Regions from separate parts of the Mus musculus genome. Here regions 2 and 3 are each linked to region 1. The links are chromatin loops, found by intact Hi-C in ENCODE. Cell type or tissue: heart. All regions are shown on one strand.

Region 1 (5,000 bases):
TCACCTTATTCCTCAGGGGGTGAGGACAGCATGAGATCCCTGAATTCAAAAATGGGACCACAAACTGATCAGTGAGAGATGAGCTAATTGCCTCAGATGAGTTTGACAAGGCTCTAAAGACTAGGCACTCATAGCATGATACAATTACATACTTAGACGCTAAATATTTAATTTGCGCTTTAAGTGTAGAGGACACACTGTTCCTTAAAATTATTTAAGAATGTGATAGCATCAGAAATTTGTACCTTAGGATGGTTTCTGGAGGAAAAAAAAAAACCTCCAGAACACTTAGCTCAACCAAAGAACTCTATACACTCCTAAAAGTCTACTAAATTAAAACAGCTCAAAAATACTTTCCGGATTTCTCACAAAAAAAGATACAATAAATATATTTCATGGCATGGTTGCTGTATATACTAAGCGTATACATAGCATTTCTGTTGTGTATACTAAGATTCATTCTGATTAGTGTCAACACAGAGAAAACGTATAAACAAACCACAACTTTGTAAATCCCTACAAAACCTTGTGTTAAGTTACAAAAATTGTGTGAATTTAAAGGAATATTTTAAATAAAGAACACTGTTCAGTCAAATTACTCTTAGAAAGTTAGCCTCTTTCTAGGCAGAATTAACCCACTCCTTGAATTCAGAACCAATTTCATAGTAACACAAACTTCTCGATGTGCTAGCTTCATGTTTTACACTACAGGTGATAAAAGTTCAGGATCTCAGATCTCATCTCTAAAGAACTAAAGCAACTCTTGCTTCTGCAATTGTACGGACCACAACAACGCTAGTTTGACTTTTGAAAAACATTTCCTTAACAGAAATGTAGAAACCATGTCACGATGGCCATTCGACACGTTTCTTTCTACATACTCCCTTTGTAACTTGAAAGTCCTCTGCTCTCTACAAGAACCTTGGTTAGCTGGCTGGCTCGCCCTACAGCTTACAGCACCGTGTCTGATCTGCCTTGCCTACAGAGGCGTTAAGCGTTGGTTTTGTTTTTAAAGTTGGTGTCAGTGCAGCTACAAACTTTTTTCAGCATCCCTGCCTGCCTGCCTGCCAACTGGAGCTCTGTTCACTTCCTTACCAACTTGAACCACCCCCAAACTAAGTAAACTCAGACAGCGGCAAGAGCTGACACACTTTCAAGAGGGGTTTGACACCGCAGAAAACTTTCACTTCTCTCTTCTCCCCTTCCAAGCCAGGCACTGCAGCCTTAAATTCTTGCTTCCTCTAGAATTCCCTTCTAAAGCCGGGCAAGGACACGGATGGCAGAGCATTCTAATGTCCCCGAAAGGAACCCCAAGAGCCATCTCCCGTGGACTCGAGTGCTGTTCTTTACACAAAAGAACCGGGCCGGCTCAGCTAAGGTGCTGGAGTCGCGGCCCTTCGGCGGCTGCCACCCTCCACCGCACCCGCAAGACGGTCTCCGGCCAGACAAAGCCCGGGCGGCCGGGCCAGCACTTTCAAGCCTCGGCCGTGGGCCGCCGCTCTTACCCGGGCCTCGTCCAGGGCGCCGCCGCTTCCCCCGGCCTTGGCCGCCGGGCAGCTGGCCGCGCGCGTCTTAGAGGAGCGGGTCCGAGAGGAGATGAAATGGCTGCTGCCGCCGGTCGCCCCCGGCTCCGCTCCGGCTCCGGCCCCGGGCCCAGGCCCGGGCCCAGGAGACTTGGACCCGAGAAGGCGCAGAGAGCTCTTCCGGGTGTTCACCATGGTCCAGCCAGGGGGACCGGGTCCACGCCGCGCCCGCCGCTCCCGGGAGAGGCGAGGAAGGCCGGCCCGCCGGCGGGCAGGGGCCAGCGGAGCCTCGCCGGGCCGGCTCGCGTTGCCTCTCCGGGACGCAGGCCCGACAGGCTAGAGCGGAGCAGAAGCCGGCGGCGGCGCGAGGAGGCAGGGAGCGGGAGGCGGAAGCGAGGCTGCAGGCCGGCCGCGCAGACCCTGCGCCCGCTCAGCGGTCCTCAGCGGGAGCCGAGCGGAGCCGCCATGTCTGCCCCTTTCTCTCTCGTTCTCTCTCTATCGAGCTCCGTGCGTCAGGTCTCTGGCGCCGCAGGGCCGACAAGGCCGCTTCTGGACGCGGCCGCTGCGGGGCGCTGCAAGGACGCGCAGCCCTTCCTTCTGCACAGGCCCCGCCTCGACGTGACGTCAGCATCGGCGGGAGGCCTGCGGGGAGGCGCTCTGGGCTGTGAACCCCACAGTGGCCAGCTTTTGCTGCCCTGTCTAGACTGGGGGATGGGCAGAGCCGGCCAGGGCGCAGGATGGGTTTCCGCGTGGAACGTAGTCCGGACCCTTCAACGCCTGGCCAAGACCGAGGACCCCAGATTCCAGACCCCTGCGGTGGCCTGGAGGACGCCAGGAACGGCCGACCAAGCGCGGAGTAGAAGGAATGGAGAGGACGGTGCGGTGCGGAGGGGTTCCAGTTGCCTAGGTACTTTGGGCAAGACCCCTAATGAACTTGGGCTGCACATTGCATGACTGTCCAAATGATAATGGCAATGAATGAAAGAAGTCCCTGCGGTAATCCACGCAAGTTAAACTAAGAAAAAACAACTCTAGGAACTCTGCATCCTTTTTTAAACTCACTATGGAGACCAGGCTAGCCTTGAACTCTGCATTCATCCCAAGCGCCAGGATTAAAGATTTGAACCACTGAACTCAAGTGTTGTTCCCTTTGACTTTAGCCAAGTCTACCGGAGGGATTTTGCAGCATCTTTTATCTCCATCCTACCGGTGTGCAGAATTAAGACAAAACACTTCCAAAGGAAAAAAAGTCAAAGTACTATGTAATTATTAAATTAATGTAATATGGAAAGGTCTGGAATTATAGAGGGAAGAATAAATGTTCATTTCAAAGCATCACAGTTTATCTAAGATAGAGAGCCTAGTCTTTATTTGGGCAGAAATTCCCCTGATTATTACACTAAAAAAGTGAAGAGTGAATAAAGACTAAATAGCTTCATAGTTATAACATTTAGCCATGTAAGACCCCAAACAAAAAATTAATAAGCTTTGTTCAGTCCTCACTATATAGAATGTACAGAGTAGTTGTGTGTATTTATATATATATATATATAAATAAGTAAATAAGTTCAAAGCCAACTTGGTCTACATAGTGAGTTTCAGGACAGGCAGAGCTACATAATGAGACCCTCTGATTCTCAAGAAAGCTCACCAACAAATGGACAAGAGATCAGTAAAGTACAACTGGTGGTAAGAAGCACGAGCCCCTACTTCAAGCAAGGACCTAAGGAACTCCTTTAGAGATACATTCTGAACTACAAAATGAGGGGAAATACATCAAAGAAAGAAAGAAAGAAAGAAAGAAAGAAAGAAAGAAAGAAAGAAAGAAAGAAAGGAAGGAAGAAAGGAAGGAAGAAAGAAAGAAAAGAAAAGAAGGAAGAAAGAAAGAAAGAAAGAAAGAAAGAAGGAAGGAGGGAAGAAAGAAAGAAAGAAAGAAAGAAAGAAAGAAAAGAAGGAAGAAAGAAGGAAGGAAGAAAGAAAGAAAGAAGGAAGAAAGAAAGAAAGAAAGAAAGAGGAAGCAGGCATGGAGAGCATAGGGCACAGCTGTCTGTACTAGAGAAAAAAAATAAGTCAATAAAATACTTTTTAAACTTTATTTAAAACTATATACAAATAAGACTTGGGGATATAGTGTAATGGCAAAACACATGACTATACCGTATAACCCTCTCCCACGCCTGTCAAAGTAGCACAATAAAAAGAAAAAAATTACACCCGTTCAAAAGATACTAAGTTTGCTTCCTTTTAGGAACTACCAAAAGCTAAACCCTAGAGGGAACTTAGGCAGAGTTTTAAACTTCACTTCTGTTTTCAGCATATTTGTCCTATCCAAGGGAAATCAGAACCTCTATTTTGAGAGATTTTAAAAAAAATTATTTAAAAAATTTAAAGAAGCCGGGCGTGGTGGCGCACGCCTTTGATCCCAGCACTCGGGAGGCAGAGGCAGGCGGATTTCTGAGTTCGAGGCCAGCCTGGTCTACAAAGTGAGCTCCAGGACAGCCAGGGCTACACAGAGAAACCCTGTCTCGAAAAAAAAAAAAAATTTAAAGAAAAATCCCTGAGCCAAGACAGCTTTTATGTATATGAGCACATCATCCTTGTCTTCAGACACACCAGAAGAAGGCATCGGATCCCATTACAGGTGGTCATGAGCCACCAAGTGGTTGCTGGGAATTGAATTCAGGACCTCTGGAAGAGCAGTCAGTGCTCTTAACCGCTGAGCAATCATCTCTCCAGCCTTACAGCTTCTGTTTTAAAGCCAGCCTAGACTAGCGCAGCAAGTTGAAGGTCATCCTGGGCTACACTGCAAGATCCTGTCTGAGAGAGAGACAGAGAGAAAAGTGTATCTGGGCAAGTGCTCTTACACTGACCTTCACTCTTGCAATTTGTTTTATTGTCCTGACAAGATCTTACTAAGTTGCCCAGGCTAGCTCTGCACAAACTTGTAACCTTAGTATTTTGGTCTCCTTGGCAACTGAGGTTACTTATAAACATGTACCACCCTGATGACTATAAAAAAAAAATTTTAACAAATAATGTTAGGACAATTGGATATATGTTATGCATAAAATCTCTTTATTACTATCTCATGTATAAAGATTAACTTTAAATTGATTAGAGGCATACATAAAGCTGTGTAGTGGATTGGTCTGATGCTACTGTGTATTTTAATGCTAAATACTTGCTCCCAAGATCTGGTTGCCTCTGATGAGCAGGAGCAGATGTTATGTAAACCTTGCTCCCGGATTTAACTGGTCAACAAAAGACTACAGCCTGTGATTGGGTAAAGGGAGAAAGATGGGACTTGAGGATTAAGTGAGAGTTCTCAGGAGAGACCGAAGGGAGAAGAAAGGGCACGGAGGTGGAAAAGTCTAACATGAGAGGAGATGGGCCATGAGCACTTGGCCAGGAAAAACAGCAAGTAGCAAGGGACACATGGCTAGGAAATAAGTCAGAATAGCTCCAAACCAGCCCAAC
Region 2 (5,000 bases), 1.5 Mb after region 1:
TTCTCCATGATGAACATTACTTTTGAATTCTGTAAGTCTCATTTAAAAAATAAACAAGGAGTCAGTCAGTGGTGGTTCATACTTTTAATCCCAGGACTTGGGAGGCAGAGGCAGGGGGATCTCTGAGGTCAAGCCCAGCCTGGTCTATAGCGTTTCAAGGCAGAGAAACCCTTTTTCAAAAAATAAATTAATAAACAAACAATCCAGGATTTTCGAGATTACTCAGTGGGTAACTGCGCTGGCCAGCAAGCCTGATAACCTGAGTTCGATCCTAAGAACCTACATCAACTCCTACAAGTTGTCCTATCACCTCTACATGCGTGCTCCATAGCCACGTACACACTCCATACATACATACACATACACATACACACCTTTTTAAAATTAATTAATTTAATGTATGCAAATACACTGTTGCTATCTTCAGACACACCAGAAGAGGGCATCCGATCCCATTACAGATGGTTGTGAGCCACCATGTGGTTGCTGGGAATTGAACTCAAGACCTCTGGAAGAGCAGTCAATGCTCTTAACCACTGAGCCATCTCTCCAGCCCCCACACACATCTTTTTAAAGAGAAAATAAAACGTATAATTCATAAAGGTTCAGTTATTAGAACCCACTATGTTGTCCACTATTAAAGAGGTTGAAATGCTACTAATGCTTGATGAAACTTCAATTTCTCCTTAAGGTTTCTTTTCTTCGTAAATACACGTTTTAAATTTTTCAAAACAATGTTTCTCACAAATACTCATTGCTAAATGACTTTTAAATTCCATATAACAAAATTGGAGTGAGGGGCACTAATCACAACTTCATTGGTCCGGTCCACTTTCACTTTAACTTAAAAAAGAAGAAAAGAAATGAAAAGAAAAGAAAAGAAAAGAAAAGAAAAGAAAAGAAAAGAAAAGAAAAGAAAAGAAAAGAAAAGAGGAGGGGAGGGGAGGAGAGAAAAGGAAAGGAAAGGAAAGGAAAGGAAAAAGGAAAGGAGAAAAAGAAAGCCAATAAACTACACGTCCCACCATGCATTGCAGCCTTACTCAGAGTAGGTCTCTACGGAAACAGAAAAAAAAATTCTGAGTCCCACCTGTTACTTCGTTTCTAAACACCTCCTGCACTTTCAGCTCTCACAGCAAACACAAAAGCCTCGTGACCTCACATTGGCTCCCGGAGCAAGATAAGCGGGGGCCCCGGTCTGGCAGCACCTCTGCCTCGACAGGAGAACGCCACCGAGCTCAAGCGCTCCCCTCTCCTTTCCGGGGCTGGAAGCACGCACAAACCGCCTCCTGTCTGCATCCAATCGGGGCTCTCCGAGGCGCACAAGGGAGAAGAACCGGTTACTGGGCAAGCACAACACACAGGGCCGAGACAAGGGGTAACAGTGTAGGGGCGACAGCGACATGACCCCGAAAGGCAACCTCACAACACCGAGGAGGTCCAGTCGTAGCCACCGCGAGAAGTCGCAGTCGCGCGACGGATTCCTCGCGCCGACGCCTCGGTCTCCTCACGGCTCTCCAACGCGCCCGTAACTGCCGCTCTCTGCGCGCGCTTTCCTGATCCTCAACCCGGTCGCGGGGCCAAGTGACCTCCCTTGCCTTGCGACGGGTGGCCGGCGAGAAAACGAACTCCTGCCAGCCTTTCTCTCTGCTCCCTCCTCCTTACCGTCTTGGCGGCCTCCGCCCAGGTCCTGCCCTTCTTCCTACGGCCCTTTTCCCTCATGTCGGTTCTGACTGACTGGGAGGCTTCCGTGCCCCGGCTCCGGCTGCGTTCCCTCGCCTGCTGCGCCCTGCACTGCTTTTCCCGCGGTGCCAGGAAAGGTGGGAGAAAGGGGAAGTCGGACCCGAGAAGCAACTCAGCGAGCAAGCGGCCGCGGAGGCGCGCAGTGGCGGGGGTAGGGGGCTCTACGGGGTGGCCGGTCCTGCTGCCGCTGCCACTGCTACCGCCGCTGCCATATTGGGTTCTTACTGTACAAGCAGCTTCTGTGGTCACGTGACCCCTGCCGCGCGGCCGTCACTACTGTACGCTGCAGGCCGCGCGAACGAGCGCGCACTTGCGCGCGCCCCCAGCCTCGGCGTCGGACCGGCAGGCTGCAGCAGTTAGCCACGCCCCTGCACTTCCGGTGTCTCCGCATCGAGCCCTTGCGCACGACGGAGGGCGGCCCATGGTCTGTGGGTCGGATGTCTGGCGGTCACACCCGCCGGGAAGATCTTCTGGCGGAAACAGAATCTGCTCCTTTCGGGAAAGGCTGATTGCGCGGTTACGTGCAGCGTGTGTTGAGGAGTGGCTCTGGAAACTTAAAGAGCCCGACGATCAAGTGATCTTGCCAACTACCGTTTTAATCAGCATGTTTTATTTTGTTGTGGTACAGGCTCAGGTAAGGCGGACCTTAAACTCCGAACTTCTGTCTCCCATTACTGGTAATTACAGGCATGCATCGTCTTGTCCTCAAGTTCATTTTTTACAAAGCTTATCTTTTTGAAGACGTACCGCGTGCAGTTCTTGTCTATTATTAATCTGATTAATAGATGAGACAGGTTAGATTGATTTACCAACTCTCTAGTATAGGATGTGAATATACCAAAAACTAAGTTGTTAGCTACCAAGCCTTGTCTCGCAAAGTAAATAGACCTTTTTTAGGCCAACAGAAACCACGTTTATGGCTCAGAGGATAAGTGCACTGACTATTCCGGAGGTTCTGAGTTTAATTCTCAGCAACCACATGGTGGCTCACAACCATGGGATCCGATGCCCTCTTCCGGTGTGTCAGCTACAGTGAAGACAGCTACAGTGTACTCATACATAAAATAAATATTTTTTAAAAAGGAGTTTAGAAATCGCATTGTGTTTTTACATGTGATTGGTATCATCAAAGAAGTATGTTTTATCTCCCTTGGCACAGAGCCTATATGTATCAGGAATCCGTTAAATATTTGTTGAATGGTTCAGCTATGTCTAGTCAAGAAACTATTCACTCTTCATAATGTCAGTAACACCCTCCTGAATATCCAGAACATTTTATCTCTGATTATCTGTTCTTGTAAACAACATAGAGGAGAATGCACAGCGGCTAGGGATGTGGCTCAATGCAAGCTCTCCGCCTCCCATGGGTACTGGGGATTGAGCCTGCAGGCTAGCATAAGCCTTCTACCACTCAGCTGTACTCCAGCCATTCTGTTGTTTTTACATAGGCAGCGTCCCCCTAAATTATCCAGACTGTTCTTGAATTCGTTCTGTAGCTTAGGCAAGTGTACACGGATTTCTATCTTCATGCACACCAGAAGAGGGCATCAGATCTCATTACAGATGGTTGTGAGTCACCATGTGGTTGCTGGGAATTGAACTCAGGACCTCTGGAAGAGCAGTCTGTGCTTTTAACCGCTGAGCCATCTTTCCAGCCCCCAGCTTCGGCAAGTTTTGACCTTGCAATCCAAATTATTCAGCCTCCATAGTACCGGGGATTGCAGGCCTTCACCATGAAGGCACATCTCTAGTGATAACCTGTTGTCTAGAATGTAGGCGCTCCCTAGATGGGTTTCAGCAGTTCATAGAACTCCTTACTATTGGCAATATTTTCTCTGTCAAAATATTTTCTGTGTCATGGTGCATCCTTGTCATCTAAGCACTAAGAAGATTAGAAGCTTGGGTTATCCATAAGGTCTGCTACAGAGCAAGTTCCAGGCTGTCCTTCAGACACTGTCTCAAAAAAGAACCATCAACAGTGTGTGTGTGTGTGTCTGTGTGATAAATGTGGATTCCTTTTTTTGCTTTTTAAAAGGCCTCTCACCGGGCAGTGGTGGCTCACGCCTTTTAATTCCAGCACTTGGGAGGCAGAGGCAGATGGATTTCTGAGTCCGAGGCCAGCCTGGTCTACAGAGTGAGTTCCAGGGCTGCCAGGGCTAAACAGAGAAACCCTATCTCTAAAAAACAAACAGAAACAAAAACAAAACAAAACAGAGTCTCTCTTTATAGCCCCAGCTTTTCTGGAACTTTGTATGAAGACTAGGCTAGACTCAGACTCACAGAGATCACATGCCTCTGCCTCCTGAGTGTTGGAGCATCACACCCAGCCTACAATTAGATTTTTTTGAAAAAAAAAATTGATAACCTTTCCTCAATGTTTGGATTGTTGGTGTTCTCTGGGCATGGGGTTTTGTTTACCACCTGGGCTCCTAAGCTTCTTGCTCCCTCCTGGAGCAAATGTTGCAATTTGGAGGAAATATTGCAATTGGAAGGGATATGCTCTAGAGCAAGTGGCTGTATAGAACAAAACTAGACAGATTGGCCTTGGCCAGAATTCCCATATTCCCATCTGACTATTACACATGTGGGAACCTGGACATACCACTTCACCTTTCAGTTTTCTTTGCTAGGGTGTGTCTCTGTCTCTCTGTTTGCTAAGGTGTCTGTGTGATGAGAAACTAGAGCAGTGACTTTAAGCAGACTGGACTGGTGGCGGCTAAATGCTGCAGACCTGGAGGAAACAGGAAGGATGGTGGAGGAACTGGAGGTCAGCCAGAAGGATCTGGGGACAGCCTGTCTGTGTGACTCCTTAGTTAGCATGGGTTTGTCCATCCAGAAGTCCTCAGCCTCTCCTACCCCACCCCCCTGAGGAACTTCACCATTCATTCTGAAGTTGTCTGAAATGTTGTTCATAGTCCGAATGCTCCTCAGATCCCAGCAATATTTTTAAAGTTGTTTTTGTTGTATTAGAGATTGAATGGAGGGCCTTGCTCATACTAGGTAAATGCTCTGAACTATATCTCTACCAATAATAATAATAAATAGTTCTTCTATACTCACTATAGATTTGTTTATTTTAGTATAGAATAGAGTATTCAGGGCATGGGGAGGGGAGCTAAGAGGGTAGTAGAGGCAGAGAGGGGGGGAGAGGAGGAGGGAGGAGAAGAAGAAGAGGAAGAAGAAAAGAAATAGAGGCTGGCCAAGAACATGTGGAGAGAGGGGGAAGGGAATACGGAAGGGGGGGGGGAGAGGAAAAGCCC
Region 3 (5,000 bases), 100 kb after region 1:
CACCCTTCTTGTTGTTCCTCCTATCTGTGACATTGATACTGTGGCCCGGTCTGTTGCCTGTCTGAACCTGCTGTACACTCCTCACTCTTAGCCTTCTTCCTCTACAGCTGACTCACACGTCCCTCTTTGCTACTACAGTCAATTACATACCAGACAAAACATTTTCTTTCTTTCTTTCTTTTTTTTTTTTTTTGGTTTTATGAGGCAGGGTGTCTCTGTGTAGCCCTGGCTGTTCTGGAACTCACTCTGTAGACCAGGCTGGCCTCGAACTCAGAAATCCGCCTGCCTTTGCCTCCCGAGTGCTGGGATAAAAGACATGCGCCGCCACCACCATGCCCAGCTCAGACAAAACATTTTCAGTAATCACTTATTAAACCAACACGGCTTTTGGTATGAAGCTAAGCATTATATGAATGAAAGGATAAGATATTTGCCCTCAGGCTGGTGAGCTGGCCCTCGCCAGCAAGCCTGGTGAGCTGTCAATCCCTGGAATCCACATGGAGAGAACCGACTCCCACAAATTGTCGTCTGGCCTCTACATGTGCACATACAATAATAAACAAACATGAAAGTAAAAACGCTTATCCCTACCTTCAAATGAGTAGTGGTGATAATTAGACAGACTATAAAAGTTTAAGATTTCCAGGTCAAGTTTGATAATCAACAACTGCCACACAAATATATTTCTCCAGTAAATCTGCTTTTTCACTGTGTAAAACACTGTGTATGTCTCTCTCTTCTCTCCTAAAACTTCACCATCATCATCCCCTGTAAAATTTGAAAAGGCTCTATACTCTTCTCAGCCAACATAGGATATGACCCGGGGCTCCACACTTCTTGAAGAAAACAGATATGATCAAATGGTAACTATATATTCCTATTGTAAACTTTATCCATCTATGTCCATCCAACCATTTTTTTCTTCTATTGGTGTACCAACCACTCCCCTCTTTACTTATTTTTGGTTGTCATGGTTTGAGGTGCTGGGAGTCAAATCCAGACTCACGCCCACTAGGCAATCACTGAGCCACATTCCAGTTTTACTCTGGAATCTTACATATCAGGTCTCTACCATTATGTTGGCTCACTCTCGTTGGTCTATAAAAAGCACTGTAGGTATCTTTAAAACAATTCAATTTCTCTATTAATAAGAAAAATCATAGAATCAGCTCTACAGTTTTGTCCTAACTCCTACCATCTTTTTATTTTACAGGAACTAAGTTTTCATTCACTGAAATGATTCACATAATCGCGGTTGCCCAAAATCTTCATCAGGATATCCAATGGTCAATTATGTGTCTTTGTTTTGGTGTGATTCTAAGTTTTAACCACTTCTTAATTTCCTGAAAGATGTTTTTTTTTTTCCTTAAAGGTTTTGGTAACACTCACTGACAACAGTAGAACATAAGCCCGACTAGTCCTTTACACAGTAGTGTTGAATAAACCCAACTGATGAATTGCTTCCCGTTTGTAAGACAAGAGACAAAGCAGGTGCTTACATAATATTAATAGAGGATTCCCAAAGTTCTACATTCGAGAAAAATCCCAGGCTCCAGCTGGCAAGGAACCAAATAGTTACTCCGTATGTCTTTTTGGACTCAGAAGAGCCTAACGCCTGGTCCTAGGCGTTACGAGGTCACTGATGCCAGGGGGCTCTCAATAGGGGTGGGGCGAAAAGTCGCTCAAAGAACACACCCCTGAGGACGAGCCCAGGACAGAACCTCCTTTGACAGAACTGATAACAAGCTTCCCCAACTATGGGCGGAGGGACAAAAAACGCTCCCCAGGCACGCAGCAACAGTCAAGCAACAACATCGCTTCCCTGTCACGCAGAAAGCGGGGTACTCACATTCGCCCTCTTAGCCGCTTGCATCGCCATCTTGGCGGGCTGATGTAGGTTACCGTAAGATCCCTCTGGATATTTCTAAACCTGATCGCCTTCGTGGGCGACACGGCGTCAGATACAGAGTATTTACAGCCAGGTAGCGCCGGAAGCTTTTACAGCAATGCCGGAAAGTCCGCGTCTCAAATTAGGACGCGTTTACTTCCTAGAAAAGATGCTCCAAGTCACACTACAGAGAACGCATTCTCAAGCCGGAAAGCGAACTAGCAAGCTCCAGAACGCTTCCGGATTGCGGACCGGAAGGGGCGGGGCGAATGCCAAGGGAAGGGAGGTGTTCCGCTTGAGGGGGTGTGGCTTAAGGAGCGAGGGGCGGGGTCCATGAGAGAGATCAGACCCAGAGCCTGCGATTTAGCGCGCCCAGGTCTCGGAGAGGAACCCGGCTCGCCAGCGCTTCCAACAGAGGTCCCAATCTGAACTTTGCTCGGAAGGCCGATCCCGGGGCCCTGGGCCTCAGGTCGCGCTTCACCTGACCGTCGAACTCCCTCACCCGGTTCCCGCGGCCCCTGTCCACGCAAACAGAGCACACAACCCGTCACATGCATCTTTTTATTTCCTTAGACCAGCTTTACAGGACATGGGAAGAGAGGCCACTTCCGAGTTTGCTCGGAGGTCCTCCTTCACTAGGGCAGCTCCAAGACGATTTTGCCCGCGCTCCTGTTAGCCCCCACATATTAGCCACTTGAATATAAGTTGCCGGGTAGACTCTATCAAGAACCAGCAGCAGACGTTGGGGGCTGTTTGCAGAGAAAGGCAGAATCTGCTCCGTGGAGGTTTTCACCGGCGTTTGTACTAAGGAAAAGATTATCAGCCTGAAGAAAGGCCTTAACCCTGTTATTCTCCATCCTGCCTAGCCCTAATGTTTTGAGTATCTAAAACAGCACACCCTTTCACTTCCCATCAGGAAAGAGCATGCTTTCAAATGTGCACCCTCATTCTGTACCAGGTAAGACTGAAGGCTGCAGTAAAATACTAGTGCAAGTGACAGACTTACATAGCTTAACACAAAAGGAATGCTGAAGCCTTATCGCTGCGAAACTGATGGGATATACTCCCAAAGCTGGCTCCTTCTATGATGCTACAGAGGATTTTAGGAACATAAACCTGTCGAAGGTCCAAGCTTACATAGGCTTTTTTGGTATACTGAGAAGAGGTCTACCCTGAAAACAAAGCCGTGGGCCTATGTGAAGACTTAATACTGTGGCCATGTTTTTGCTCATTCTGATAGAAACATATAAATATGAAGTATAGAAATACGTGGGAGGGTTTAGAGAATTAATTATCTGAACACAGTTACCAATTGGTACACAAGGTAGCAGACTTATTTATAGGCTCCCTAAAGCAAGCTGTTTGTACAAAGGCAGTTTTCTGGGTGACAATCCTACTTTCTTTCACTTACCACCCACCTCATTATCCCTAGATCGAGCAAACTAGTGATCCGACTACCTCATTTAAAAAGTAGTTTTAAAGGCTGGGCGTGGTGGCGCACGCCTTTAATCCCAGCACTCTGGAGGCAGAGGCAGGCAGATTTCTGAGTTCAAGGCCAGCCTGGTCTACAAAGTGAGTTCCAGGATAACCAGGGCTATACCGAGAAACTCTGTCTCAAAAAACAAACAAACAAAAAAACCCAAACAAACAAAGAAGTAGTTTTAAAAACAGGGCCCACTAAAACTAACAACAGCTCCTACTATTAAGCCACAGAGAGCCCAGCAACCATCAAGAGCTGGGCAGTTGACATTCTTCTCCTAATAGGATCAGCACCTTCCAAAGGAGAGAGATTGGTAGTCATGTTAAACGCAAGCATTGGTACTCATAAGGTTTCAAGGTATATCTCTGGACATGTGAGTAAAGATAAACATAGGTGTGGCTGTGCGTGCCTATAACCCCAGCACGTGGAGTTTGAAGCAGGGAAAGCTCGAGCTTAAGGCTAGCCTGGGCTACCTATTGAGGCCTTGCCTGAAAATAACAAATCACTACAAGCGCAGGAGGCAAGTACGGTTGGACCTGAAGCACTGGCCATAGAAAGACTGTAGTGAGTGGAATTATAATAGCATGTGTTACATCGTGCATAGAAAGACTGTAGTGAGTGGAATTATAATAGCATGTGTTACATCGTGCATAGAAAGACTGTAGTGAGTGGAATTATAATAGCATGTGTTACATCGTGCATAGAAAGACTGTAGTGAGTGGAATTATAATAGCATGTGTTACATCGTGCATAGAAAGACTGTAGTGAGTGGAATTATAATAGCATGTGTTACTTTGTGCATCTCCTACCTGAGTCCCTGTTCCCCACCTTATCACAGAGGTGGGAATAACTACACCAACACCTGGTATTTTGTCTCATCCCCCCCCCCCCCAATAAATCCATTCCCACGGCAGCCAGGCATGGGTAAGAGTGGAAAAGAGGAAGTCCTGTTCCAGACCCAGAGCAGACTGATCGTCCACATCTAACTTAGCGGGTCTGTGTAGTGAAAACTTTGGTCTCTTTGACAATCACAGACATATTATGGGAATATGTTTTCATTTTCATCCAGGTGAGGCCTATGGGCTGCTTTAGATTGTCCACAGCCGCTGACTAGGACTGGCCTTGTGCTCCTGCGGGGGTGGGATTTGTCAGCTGCAGGCAGTTTCTGAGACCACATGATGTTTAGAATTCTGGGGACTCCTCCTTCAAAGGGAAATGTAAATGCTAGGGCCCTGAGAGGCAGGTGAGTTGTTGGTTTATCATGGCTTAAGTAGTTGTGCACAAAGAAGAAACAAGAGGAAATTAGGTATCCTGAATGGGAAGATTAAACTTGCCCCAAGGAGAGCAATGGCCCTAACCAGCAGGAAGTAGTCAACCTATGACTCTGTCCCCCTTCCTCTCTATCCTTGTTTCTCCCCTATCTAGCATTAGGGGGTTGAAAGGGTAGAAGAAAAGGAATGGAGAAGGGTAGAAAAAAGAGAACCCACAAAGTAGCAAATGCCACTCCAGGTCTGCAGGGGCTGTCAGCTTTGTTCTCATCTCTCCCTTTCTACTCACAAGGAAAATGGAAAAAGATGAATGGGGGAAAAAAAAGACAGATTTGTGCTAAAATGTAGCTCAGTTGGTATAGTG

Evidence for each region. Peaks named below come from ENCODE experiments on the same cell type or tissue, not always from the same donor. Only the 100,000 strongest peaks of a DNase experiment are listed, where the experiment ranks them.
Region 2: a loop joins it to region 1, with 4 times the contacts of the local background. A loop is called at or near these places in 4 of 42 quality-filtered maps.
Region 3: it touches region 1 in a loop (4-fold over the local background); 5 of 42 quality-filtered maps call a loop at or near these places.

Annotation. Positions count from the first base shown.
Region 1 is chr12:4,914,427-4,919,426 of GRCm38, reverse strand. It overlaps Atad2b (ATPase family, AAA domain containing 2B), which reads right to left and starts at 2,074. Exons shown (of 28, transcript NM_001362349.1): 1 at 1,506-2,074. The coding sequence starts at 1,718. In heart, no CTCF peak of the experiment used is centred here; DNase peaks (open chromatin) are centred at 1,036 and 2,126; H3K4me3 peaks cover 2,699 bases; H3K27ac peaks cover 2,288 bases.
Region 2 is chr12:3,423,875-3,428,874 of GRCm38, reverse strand. Asxl2 (additional sex combs like 2, transcriptional regulator) reads right to left here and starts at 2,018. Exons shown (of 13, transcript NM_001270988.1): 1 at 1,663-2,018. The coding sequence starts at 1,719. It overlaps 1110002L01Rik (RIKEN cDNA 1110002L01 gene), which reads left to right and starts at 2,128. Exons shown (of 3, transcript NR_030694.1): 1 at 2,128-2,374. In heart, CTCF peaks have their summits at 436 (motif pointing right) and 2,751 (motif pointing left); DNase peaks (open chromatin) are centred at 1,274, 2,094 and 4,504; H3K4me3 peaks cover 3,478 bases; H3K27ac peaks cover 2,315 bases.
Region 3 is chr12:4,814,669-4,819,668 of GRCm38, reverse strand. Sf3b6 (splicing factor 3B, subunit 6) reads right to left here and starts at 2,061. Exons shown (of 4, transcript NM_025323.2): 1 at 1,850-2,061. The coding sequence starts at 1,879. It also overlaps the pseudogene Gm20348. In heart, no CTCF peak of the experiment used is centred here; a DNase peak (open chromatin) is centred at 2,198; H3K4me3 peaks cover 2,064 bases; H3K27ac peaks cover 1,582 bases.